Regions from separate parts of the Homo sapiens genome. Here region 1 is linked to region 2. A link is a contact called in ENCODE Hi-C or POLR2A ChIA-PET data. All regions are on one chromosome and are shown on one strand. The core of a region is the stretch at or near the end of the contact, and the rest is flanking DNA. Distances in the headings are between cores, read along the strand shown. Region 1 overlaps UST (uronyl 2-sulfotransferase). Region 2 holds the start of UST-AS2 (UST antisense RNA 2).

The links. A loop is a pair of places that touch in the nucleus more often than their neighbours do. ChIA-PET counts read pairs that join two places held with the same protein, here RNA polymerase II (POLR2A). Pooled maps may share reads with other maps.
Region 1: a loop to region 2 is called in a map with no recorded cell type, with 12 times the contacts of the local background. The contact joins the enhancer-like site here to the promoter of UST-AS2 in region 2. A Hi-C loop is called at or near these places in 18 of 37 single-sample maps with no recorded cell type and 13 of 50 pooled maps. POLR2A ChIA-PET finds 5 or more read pairs at or near these places in 1 of 52 experiments (PC-3).

Annotation. Positions count from the first base shown.
Region 1 is chr6:148,759,899-148,765,707 of GRCh38, reverse strand. All of the region lies in intron 1 of UST (uronyl 2-sulfotransferase), which reads right to left. It overlaps LOC107986659 (a long non-coding RNA gene), which reads left to right. Exons shown (of 2, transcript XR_001744408.2): 1 at 1-4,876; 2 at 5,729-5,809. Among named protein-coding and RNA genes, the nearest start is that of UST, 16 kb to the right of the region's middle. RefSeq lists enhancers at 3,847-3,986, 4,240-4,990. Within about 2 kb of position 4,072, at least 32 of the 41 ENCODE cell types and tissues checked have a DNase peak (open chromatin) inside an H3K27ac peak, as active enhancers do.
Region 2 is chr6:149,031,325-149,036,287 of GRCh38, reverse strand. It overlaps UST-AS2 (UST antisense RNA 2), which reads left to right and starts at 3,627. Exons shown (of 2, transcript NR_134599.1): 1 at 3,627-3,763. All of the region lies in intron 7 of UST (uronyl 2-sulfotransferase), which reads right to left. RefSeq lists an enhancer at 3,034-3,223.

The DNA of each region.
Region 1 (5,809 bases), core at 2,823-5,322, 270 kb after region 2:
TGAACATAAATTGTGAAGATTTCATGGACATTTATCACTTCCCCAATCAATACTCTCATGATTTCCTATGCCTGTCTTTACTTTAATCTCTTAATCCCATCATCTTCGTAAGCTGAGGATGTATGTCACCTCAGGACCCTGTGACGATTGTATTAACTACACAAATTGTTTGTAGAGCATGTGTGTTTGAAAATTACCGATGTCATTTTTCACAGAATTAGAAAAAACAATCCTAAAATTTATATGGAACCAAAAAGACCCTGAATAGTCAAAGCAATCCTAAGCAAAAAGAACAAAGCTGGAGGGATAGCATTATCTGAATTCAAATTATACTACAAGATGATAGTAACCAAAACAGCATGGTACTGGTACAAAAACAGACATATAGAGCAATAGAAGACAGTAGAGAACCCAGAAATAAAGCCACATACCTACAACCAACTGATCGTAAACAAAGTTGGCAAAAATATACAATGGGGAAAGGATACCCTATTCAATAAGTGGTGCTGAAACAATAAGTGGTGTTTGAACAATATGAAATCTGGGCACCTTAAGAACAGGATAACAGCGATTTTCAGGGAACAAGGGAGATAACCTTAAAGTCTGGCTGCCTTTCTCTTATTACCCAAAATGGGTAAGAGAAATACCGCTAAATTCTTTCCCCAGTAAGGAATATTAATAATTAACAGCGTTGGGAAAAGAATGCATTCCTAGGGCGGGGCCTCTAAAATGGGTGCCCTGGGAGTGTCTGCCTTATGCAGATATAGATAGGGATGAAACACACCCTAGTCTCCTGCAGCACCCCCAGGCTTGCTAGGATTAGGAAATTCCAGCCTGTCAAATTCTAGTCAGACCGGTTCTCTGCTCTTGAACCCTGACATTGTGTGCACAGCAGGACATGGAAGTTCATTAGTGATTCTAGTTTCGCCCTGACCTTCTGCCTTGTGACCTTTTGTTGCCCTTGAAGCATGTGATCTCTGTGACCCACACCCTATTCATGCACTCCCTCCCCTTTGAAAACTGCTAATAAAAACTTGCTGGTTTTACAGCTCAGGGGGCATCATGGAACCTGCCGACATGTGATGTCTCCTCCGGACACCCAGCTTTAAAATTTCTCTCTTTTGTACTCTTTCCCTTTATTTCTCAGACCGGCCGACACTTAAGGAAATAGAAAAGAACCCACGTTGAATTATCGGGGGTGGGTTCCCCTGATAGCAAGAGAAAGAAATAAAAGGCATCCAAATTAGAAAAGAGGAAGTCAAATTATCTCTGTTGGCTGATGACATGATCTTATACCTAGAAAACCCTAAAGACTCCTCCAAAAGACTTCTAGATTTGATAAATTACTTCAGTAAAGTTTCAGGACACAAAATCAATGTACAAAAATCAGCATTTCTATACACCAATAATGTTCAAGCTGAGAGCCAAATCAAGAACTCAATATCATTTACAATAGCCACAAAAAATAATAAAACTCCTAGGAATGCATTTAACCAAGGAGGTGAAAAATCTCCACAAGAATTATAAAACATTGATTAAAAAAACTGTAGATGACACAAACAAATGGAAAAGCATCCCAAGCATGTGGATTGGAAGAATCAATATCATTAAAATGCCCATACTATCCAAAGTAACATATAGATTACATGCAATTCCTATCAAATTACCGATGTCATTTTCACAGAATTAGAAAAAACAATCCTAAAATTCATATGGAACCAAAAAGACCCTGAATAGTCAAAGCAATCCTAAGCAAAAAGAACAAAGCTGGAGGGATAGCATTATCTGAATTCAAATTATACTACAAGACTATAGTAACCAAAACAGCATGGTACTGGTACAAAAACAGACATATAGAGCAATAGAAGATAGTAGAGAACCCAGAAATAAAGCCGCTTACCTACAACCAACTGATCATAAACAAAGTTGGCAAAAATATACGATGGGGAAAGGATACCCTATTCAATAAGTGGTGCTGGAAAAATTGGACAGCCATATGCAGAAGAATGAAACTGGACCCCTTTTCTTACCATATAAAAAGTTAACTCAAGATGAATTAAAGACTTAAAGGTAAAACCTGAAACTATAAGAATCCTAGAAGAAAACCTAGGAAAAACTCTTCTGAACATTGGCCTGGGCAAAGAATATATGGCTAAGCAATGCAACAAAAACAAAAATAAACAAAAGGGACTTAATTAAACTAAAGAGCTTCTGTACAGCAAAGAAAGAATCAACAGAGTAAACAAACAACTTGCAGAAAGGGAGAAAATATTTGCAAAAATGCATCCCACAAAGGACTAATATCCAGAATCTATACAAGGAACTCAAATAACTCAACAAGAAAAAAGCAAATAACCCTATTAAAAAGTGGGCAAAGGACATGAACAGACATTTTTCAAAAGAAGATATACAAGCAGCCCACAAAAATACAAAGGAGAAAATGCTCAGTATCACTAATTATCAGAGAAATGCAAATTAAAACCACAATGAGATACCATCTCACACCAGTCAGAATGACTAGTATTAAAAAGTCAAAAAACAACAGATGTTGGCAAGGATGGGGAGAAATGGGAACATGTACACACTGTTAGTGGGAATGTAAATTAGTACAACCTCTGTGGAAAACAGTATGGAGATTTCTCAAAGAACTAAAAATCGAACTACCATTCGACCCAGCAATCCCACTACTGGGTATCTACGGGAAGGAAAAGAATCATTCTATCAAATAAACACCTGCCCTTGTATGTTTATCATAGCACTATTCACAACAGCAAAGTCAGGGAATGAAACTAACTGTCCATCAACAGATGACTGGATAAAGAAAATGTGGTCTATATACAGATGTCTTTTGCAGCAACAGGAATGGAGCTGAAGACCATTGTCCTAAGTGAAGTAACTCAGAAACAAAAACTCAAATACCACACATTCTCACTTAGAAGTGAGAGCTAAACAATGGGTACACATGGACATACAGAGGGAAATAACAGACAATGGGGACTCTCAAAAGCAGGGAGGGAGAAAAGGCTTGATGATTGAAAAATTACCTTTTGTGTACAGTGTTCACTATTTGGGTAATGGGTACACTAGGAACCCAAACCTCACCATTATGCAATATACCCATGTAAAAAGCATGCACTTATACTCCCTGCATCTATTAAAAAAAAAAAAAAAAGATAGAAGCCTGCCCAGCAACCAAATTCAGCTCTAGCAGTTTCTCCTGACCACGCTAGGAAGCACCCCTGAAAACATGGCTAAACATACACTCTATGACAGAGTTTGGGTCAGAGACAGAGTGCCACCATGGTAACTGCATACATTTCAAGACCCTTGCATAAAAAGCACATGCCTCTCTTCAGCCACAAGGAATAGGAAAGAAAGACAAAGATGCTTGAATAAAGTATTCTCCAAATACATTTGAACAATTCATCATCTTATGAGACCCAAAATATTATCACTGATATCCTTTGCCCAGGTGAAAAGAGGAGACAAAAGCCAGAGGTTATGGATCTTAACAAATATTTCCTGTTCCCTCCCTTTAGTTTCTGGGAAAACTCTTTATCTCGCAGCACGAATGAAGAATATAACTACAAACATTTCAGGGTCTCTCAGGCCTTGGATCTCTGCTCTACAAGCAAACAAGAACAGCCTTTTGAGTTGGGAAATGCATGAGCAAAGAAAACAAGGTGGCCTCAATCCTGTTATCTGCCAAAACAAAATAAAGACACTGCGCCATTTGGTTTTTATATTTATGTGGTTTTCTGGAATCGTTTCTCCATTTTTACTTTTGTGTCCCATGCAGCTGTTAGAGAGCTGCTTCTATGGACTGTTGGGAGAGCACGCAACACATTTTCAAGAGTAACCCATGTTAACCCCGCACTGCTGAAGTTGGCTCCACACTCGGGGGTTATATCAACATTTCCTCCTTCAAGCAGATCTTCCACACAGGAACTCCTCCCTCCACCTGCTAAGAGGTGACCACACCACAATCCCCGGGCCAGGCTGGCAAGGCTGCAGGGGTGAGTGTGGCCAGGCCCAGGTTGCTCAGGTGCCCACCCTCCTTCCTCAGCCCTGCCGGGCATTCTCCACCAATCGGCACTTTCTGGTTTCTTCCCCACTGTGGTAAAAATAACTTCCTCTTGAAGTATCTAAATCTGTATGTGATTTTACACACTTTTTTTTTTTTTGGCACGTTGTCGGATGAATTCTGACACTAAAGCAGAATGAAATTGCAAGAGATCTGCAATCACATTTCTGTAAAGCTCTGACCAGATGAGTCAGTTCCACTGTTTTCTCAAAGACTGAGAAAATACTTTCAGGCAAGACACTGCATTCTAAGCACCACAGCAGTTCCTTCTCCCCTAAGCTTCTTAGGAACTTGGCAGTGTGGTAGATGGAGGGAGGCGGAGCAGAAGGCAGGGTGCTGTTTGTTGTGATCTGCCCATGGCTTACTGGCTGTGTTCTGAGCAGAGAGGGCGTCTCAGGGGACCCATCAACCCACATCGACGTGGCTCCCAGAACTTGGCCGCACGTGCTTGGAGGAGCTGAAGCAGGGTTCCAGCCAGCCCGCTGGGGGCCTTGAAGTAAGGCTCTGTTGCACTCCTGCTAACACCCTCAGAAAAGCGGTGGGAGGAGCAGTCATTCTCAAATACCACAGCTTCGAAGAGGATCCCTTCTGACAGTAACATACCACTGCACAAAGCAGGCTCACTGAGGGAACTGGAAAACTGTTCAGTTCTGTGGCTTTTACGGGCCATGTAGACAGAGGAAGGGGGCTAAGATGTGTAAGGGAATCAAAACCATTTCATTTCTCTTTGTGCTTACTGGCCAGCCGTGTCTCCTCTTCTGTGACTGCTCCTGTACTCTGCCCATTTATCTCGTGAGTTGGTTTATCTTTTTCTCATTGATAAACTGAACTTTTAAAGACCTGCATATTAGTTCTATTTCCTGGGGAGATGTTTGTGGTTTTTTTTTGTTTTGTTTTGTTTTGTTTTGTTTTGTTTTGCTATGGTTATGGGGTGTTACTGTTGAGCTTTCACTTTAATATAGTTTTTTTTTTCTTTGTGGTTTTTACTTTCTGTGTCTTCAAATGACTTCTGATGAGAAAGTACTGGTAAACAGACCTATTTGTCTGGACAAGATTTATGTGTGTAGCAGAGCAGGGTAGACATAATAGTCATTTTAGTATCTTCAATTATTTGAAGACTATAAAGTCCAATAGACAAGCCTATATAGCTTCCAGAAGAACAGCAAAAAATGGATGGAGGCTAGAAAGGAGTAGCTCACCACACTGTGAAGAACCCTCTTACCCACTGGAGCTGCCCACAGTGAAATGGGATGGTCAGTAGCAGGCAACCGGGAGGAGGCTGTGCAAATCCTCATCAACAACACAGCTTTCACCTATCACATAGTGAGACTCTAAACTCTGGAAACCCATGTCTTACTCTGCTTCTTCTCTCTTAGGACTTCCTGGGGACATTCTGCTTCCCCTAATTTCTAGAGCAAGTTCTGGCGGAGGTGGAGGAAACGCACTGCTGATTTTAATTTTAGAAAAAATTTAACTATGATTAAGACTCAGAAAATGACAACGATGGCCTAAAATGTTTTTGTGTATTCTACTTGCCTTGGTCACTTGACTTCTGCAATTTTTAAAATAAGTGTTTGGGTCCAAAGAAAATAGCCTTATATTTGTTTCAGTTGCTACAATTATATGACCTCTTGTCTCTTTCAGCACATGATTTGAAGAACAGCAGAGATCTTAGAACGATCTACTTCAGTGATTCTCAAGAGAAAAGAAACACTCTCCCCTGGG
Region 2 (4,963 bases), core at 2,378-4,877:
CCAGCTGAGAGTCAGAGATGGAGTACCACTGGGTGTCCCCGACGGGAGAGCTGGGTCTGAGGCTGGCAGTCTAGGTATGAAGCAGCTGGGACCCCAGTTCCCTCCACAGCCAGGGGCAGGCAATCTTAGGATCAGTCTCCAGATAGTTTGGGCAGAGGCTCCATACCGATTTGCTAACCCAGAGGAGTGGGAAGGAGAGGTATGGGCTAAAATCCCAGCACTGGGGAAACTGGTGCATTCAGTGAGAACCTTCAGCGCCTGTTCCCACACCAGCAACCAGTTGCATGCATGCTCCACTCTCCTACCACACTTCATCTCCCATCCCCAAAGCAGATGTTTGGATAATTTTTCCGTGGGAAAACTGGACAAACTCCAGAGAGAAAAAAACTACAATCACTAACAAATATTTTTCCAGCAAAACCTCTATTGCTATTTGATTATCCTCAAGCGAGGTCCACTGGTCAATGAGCCTCCTTCATTGCACAGCACTTACAATTAGCTTTTCTTCGCTTTTTTTTTTTAAAGATGGGGTCTTACTCTGTCACCCAGGCTGAAGCGCAGTGGCACAATCTTGGCTCACAGCAACCCTGCAACCTCTGCCTCTGGGGCTCAAGCGATCCTCCCACCTCAGCCTCTCAAATAGCTGGGACTATGACTGTACACCCCCACACCCAGCTAATTTTTGTATTTTTTTTTTGTAGAGACAGGTTTCACCATGTTGTCCAGGCTGGTCTTGAACTCCTGAGCTCAAGAGATCCACCCACCTTGGCTTCCCAAAGTGCTGGGATTCCAGGTGTGAGCCACCATGTCCGGCTGCAATTAGCTCTTTAGTGCCTCACTCTTAAAACGAAAGACAGACAAGTGTCACCAGAGGAAAGCCTTCAGACTGAAAAAGAGAGCCCAAACCAACCAAAACAGTACAAAGGAATCTGGAGCAAATAGAGATAAAGCGGGGAATAAATGAAAACGCTTAAACCAATGTCTATAATTTTTAGACTTTTAAGGTAATATTGCATCCATTCACTAACAAGAACAAGATGTTATATAAAAAGAAGAAAGAAAGGCTGAAAAAGAGAAGATTCAACAGAGTGGCTGGAATACAAATTGAGGAACTCTTCCAGAGAAAAAATGTTCAAAAGATGGCAATTGAGGGAGGAAAAAACAGCGAAGCGCATAGAAAGGATGAATCTAGAGGTTCAAGTATCTGACCACTAAAAGCATTCCAGAAAAGAAGCAGAACATGGTGGTAAAATCATCAAAGAAACAAAATGTTAAGAATTCCCAGAAATAGAAGACAGGAGTTTTAAGCCTGAAAGTATCCACTAAATATTTAGCACACATACCGAGTCATATTGTAAAATTTCATAAAAGGAATAAAGAGACAATCCAAGGAGAGAGAGAGAGAGAGAGAGAGAGAGAGAGAGAGAGAGAGAGAGAGAGAGAGAGAGAGAGAATGAGCATGAATATGAGAACCAAACTAGCCATCAAGTTAGAGTAGAATACTGAGCTTTTCAGACCTTCAATGACTCAAAAAAAATTTCCCTCCCATGCACCTTTCATGAGGAGGCAACTTAGGAACATCTTGAAGTAAAATGAGTTATTAAATCAAGAAATAGCATCCCCGAGATTAAGAAAACTGGACCCAACTGAGAAACATAGTAAAGGGAAGCTGCAGTAAAGCTGTGTTTAGAGTAATGAACCCAGATATACTAGGAGCAGGAGCTTTCTTGGTGGAAAGAGGAGAGGGCCTCTGGGGGAAGGGAGGGCAGGCTGGGATAGAGCTTAAAGAGCTCTGGGTGGAAAGAGGAGAGGGCCTCTGGGGGAAGGGAGGGCAGGCTGCGATGGAGCTTAAAGAGCTCTGGGTGGAAAGAGGAGAGGGCCTCTGCGGGAAGGGAGGGCAGGTTGGGATGGAACTGACATACTTATCTGGTAATTAATATTTAAATAATACCAAAAGTAATACTGAATGCGGCAGATCTAATGGCACATACGAAAATTTTGGCACATACGAAATTTTTGATAGGTACAAATAAATCTAGGCAAATAAATGAAGGCAATAAATAATTCCAGGAAAAACAATTAAGTTGTGCAAGAAATGAAACAAAATCATGATGTACTACTCTGATCAGCAGCCAACAAAATGTATATAGTCACAGCAACGTCAGCAGGACCATGCATCTCAAATGTGGGTATGACCATCTTAGGAAGATGGAGAGGAGCAAGGAAGTAGAAGTAAAGGTAATGGAATAAGAGAATGAGATCATGACCCCAGTAAATCAAGAAACAGCAGCCTGTGCATACTAGTTACAGATAGCGCGGTGATTATCCGAAGAAACATCTAGCTGCGCTGAAAGTGATTGGCTCTGCAACATCAGACTTCATCTTTGGGAGGGTTGGAATAGGAAACTGCTGGTTTTCATTATACATCTTATAGGACTATTTGATTTTTAATTATATACATGCATTACTTAATAGATATAGCAAAAAATGCAGGGAGGTAAAATCCTAGGAACACATGTTTTGAAAAACAGTTCTGGTAGAGTCTGGTTGACAATGCAGCAGAAGCATCTAGAAGCGTATGCTATGGTAAAGACGAGGGGCGGGGTGAGACCTTCAAGTCAAGTGAAACTACCCCACCTGACAAACAACCCTCTCTTCTTCTCATCAGTGTGGGATTATGTTGGATTTTTCTATGCGTTTGTAGGTAATGAAATGAACGTGCTTACTAGAACCCACAAGAAACCACACATAAAAATCCCCAGCAATGTTATATACACAGGTATATTTCTAGCTTTTTGCTGTATTCTTTCACAATTCTGTGCCATTTGCAAGATGTGAAAAGCTAGGACATTATGTATTGATAAAAATGTCTGAGACATGAAAAATATACAGACCAAGAAATATTTTTATTTGAAAAAGATTTAGCCAGACAAAAATAGAAGCTTCCATTATAAAATGTTGAGTCATGCAAAATGGGTAAGGATTGTACTTCGCCCCGGCAGGGGGTACATTTTATAAGCAAAGAATGTCAGAGAGCTAAGGCCACGAGCCAAGGGCCCAAAGACAGTTTTGAAATCCTTTGTCTAGTGCTCTTTCCACATCACCACATTAATTCCTGGGGTGGACAGGGACCTTGACAATTTAAGCATAAAAGAACAAACTGACCACAAGGTCGTTTTTATAAAGATCAACCATCAACCCCTGGGGTCAAGTTTCCAATCTTTGCTCAAGCTTTAGAAGCCTTTCAGCTTTGTGGCGTTATCAGGAAAGTCCAAAAATTGAAATTTGTGGTGACTAATTCCACCCCCTACAAATACTCAATGCAGAGCATATTACTGTCAGCTCAGCTAAAAACTGCTCAAAGTAGAAGTGATTAAATTCTAAAGTAGAAAAAAATTCACCTCCAAACACAGAAACACACTGGTACCTCCCCCGCACACCCAGATATTATTAGCCAGCTTTTTGCCTGGGGAAATGAATCATGAGACAGAAAACTGTACAACCCCCAAGTCTGACCACACTGAGTAACTGGGGTAGACACAGAGGGGGGCATCTGGGGCTCTCCCGAGGCCAAGGTTGGGACCCAGAAGAGATGAATTTCCCTGGGTGCACAGGGTGGGAGGGAGGTGGGGCTGGAAGAACTTGATCTGGAGGGATGATCCCGAAGGCTCCCAGTGAAGAAGGCCAGGAAGAGCAGAGGATGGTGCCAGGAGGATGATGTCGGGGGACACAGGCAGCTCATGCCTGGATCAGGCAGTGACTGGTAACAGAAGGAGAGTCCATGCTGGTGGGCCCAGGGGAACATAGGTGGTCAAGCAGGGCAGTACTTGGTGTCTGGGGATGCAGTGTGCGACCTCCTGTATTCGGTGCGAGGCACATGGGGCCAGCAGGAGCTGGTGTGAGCCCGGGTCTGAAGGGTGGTGGGATCTTAGTGGGGAAGACTGGGAAGACAGCAGGGAGGAAGAACTCAGGCTGGAGGAGGATGGGGGCCTGGGAGGATCCCTGCCACACTGTTAGGAAGCCAGGGAGCTTGGGTGGTGGTAGGATGGGAAGAGGGCAGGGAAACGGGGGGAGGGTGACACAGGCCCTCCGGCAGCAGCGGCTTGGCCACTGGCGCTGAGATTGGTATGAGTGACTCAGTGCCAGGTTGCGCCACAGAAAGCTGAGGCTGCGGATCCTTCTCCTGCCTCTGGTAGGGCCGTCTTAAAGGCAGGGTGAGTGAGCCTGGCTCCAAGAGGCTGGGTCCGCAGGCAGGGGCTGACGTGGGCTGGCCCAAGCCCCAGCTCTCCTCACTCTGAGTGCTTCTATGCTTTCTCACCTCCACGCTTCCAATCATGTTATTTTCCTCTTATTAAAATGCCTCCTTCCACGTCCACTTGGCAAACTCCTACGCACCCTTTAAGGCCGGGCACAAATGTCTCCACAGGGTTATGCGCCCCAGCCCTGTTAGTGACGGCCTTCCAGCTAGACAAGATTTTCATCTTTATACTGCCCTTCCCCAGGAAAGGGACATCACAGACACTCAGCTATTTATTTGCTGGAGGTGTTTGTTGAATTTTTCTGGTAGTTTCAGATTACACCTATTTAAATATTAGTTTTCAGAGAAGAGAAATATTTTTGTAAAGTTATTCCTAGAACATCAATGTCTGTGAAGGAAGTTCTATTTTCCTGTTAATCTTTCATAATAAAATTGGAAATGCTTTCTCCTGGAGGAGAGATGATCCCAACGCAAGAACAAATCAGTAAGCAAGAGTAAAACATGTTTTCCAATAAAACAAAGAGTAATAGTTGAAATAGGCCAAACGCACATATATTATGCTGCAATTTAAGCTTTCATAAAGTAAATTAAACAAGCCTAGAGGCTGAATTCTTGTGAATTGGTGATGTTTCTGTAAACTGAATGATGTTATCAGCCTGTGGTTATACAGTTCCCCTCAGAAAAATGTTCACTAAAAAAAATCAC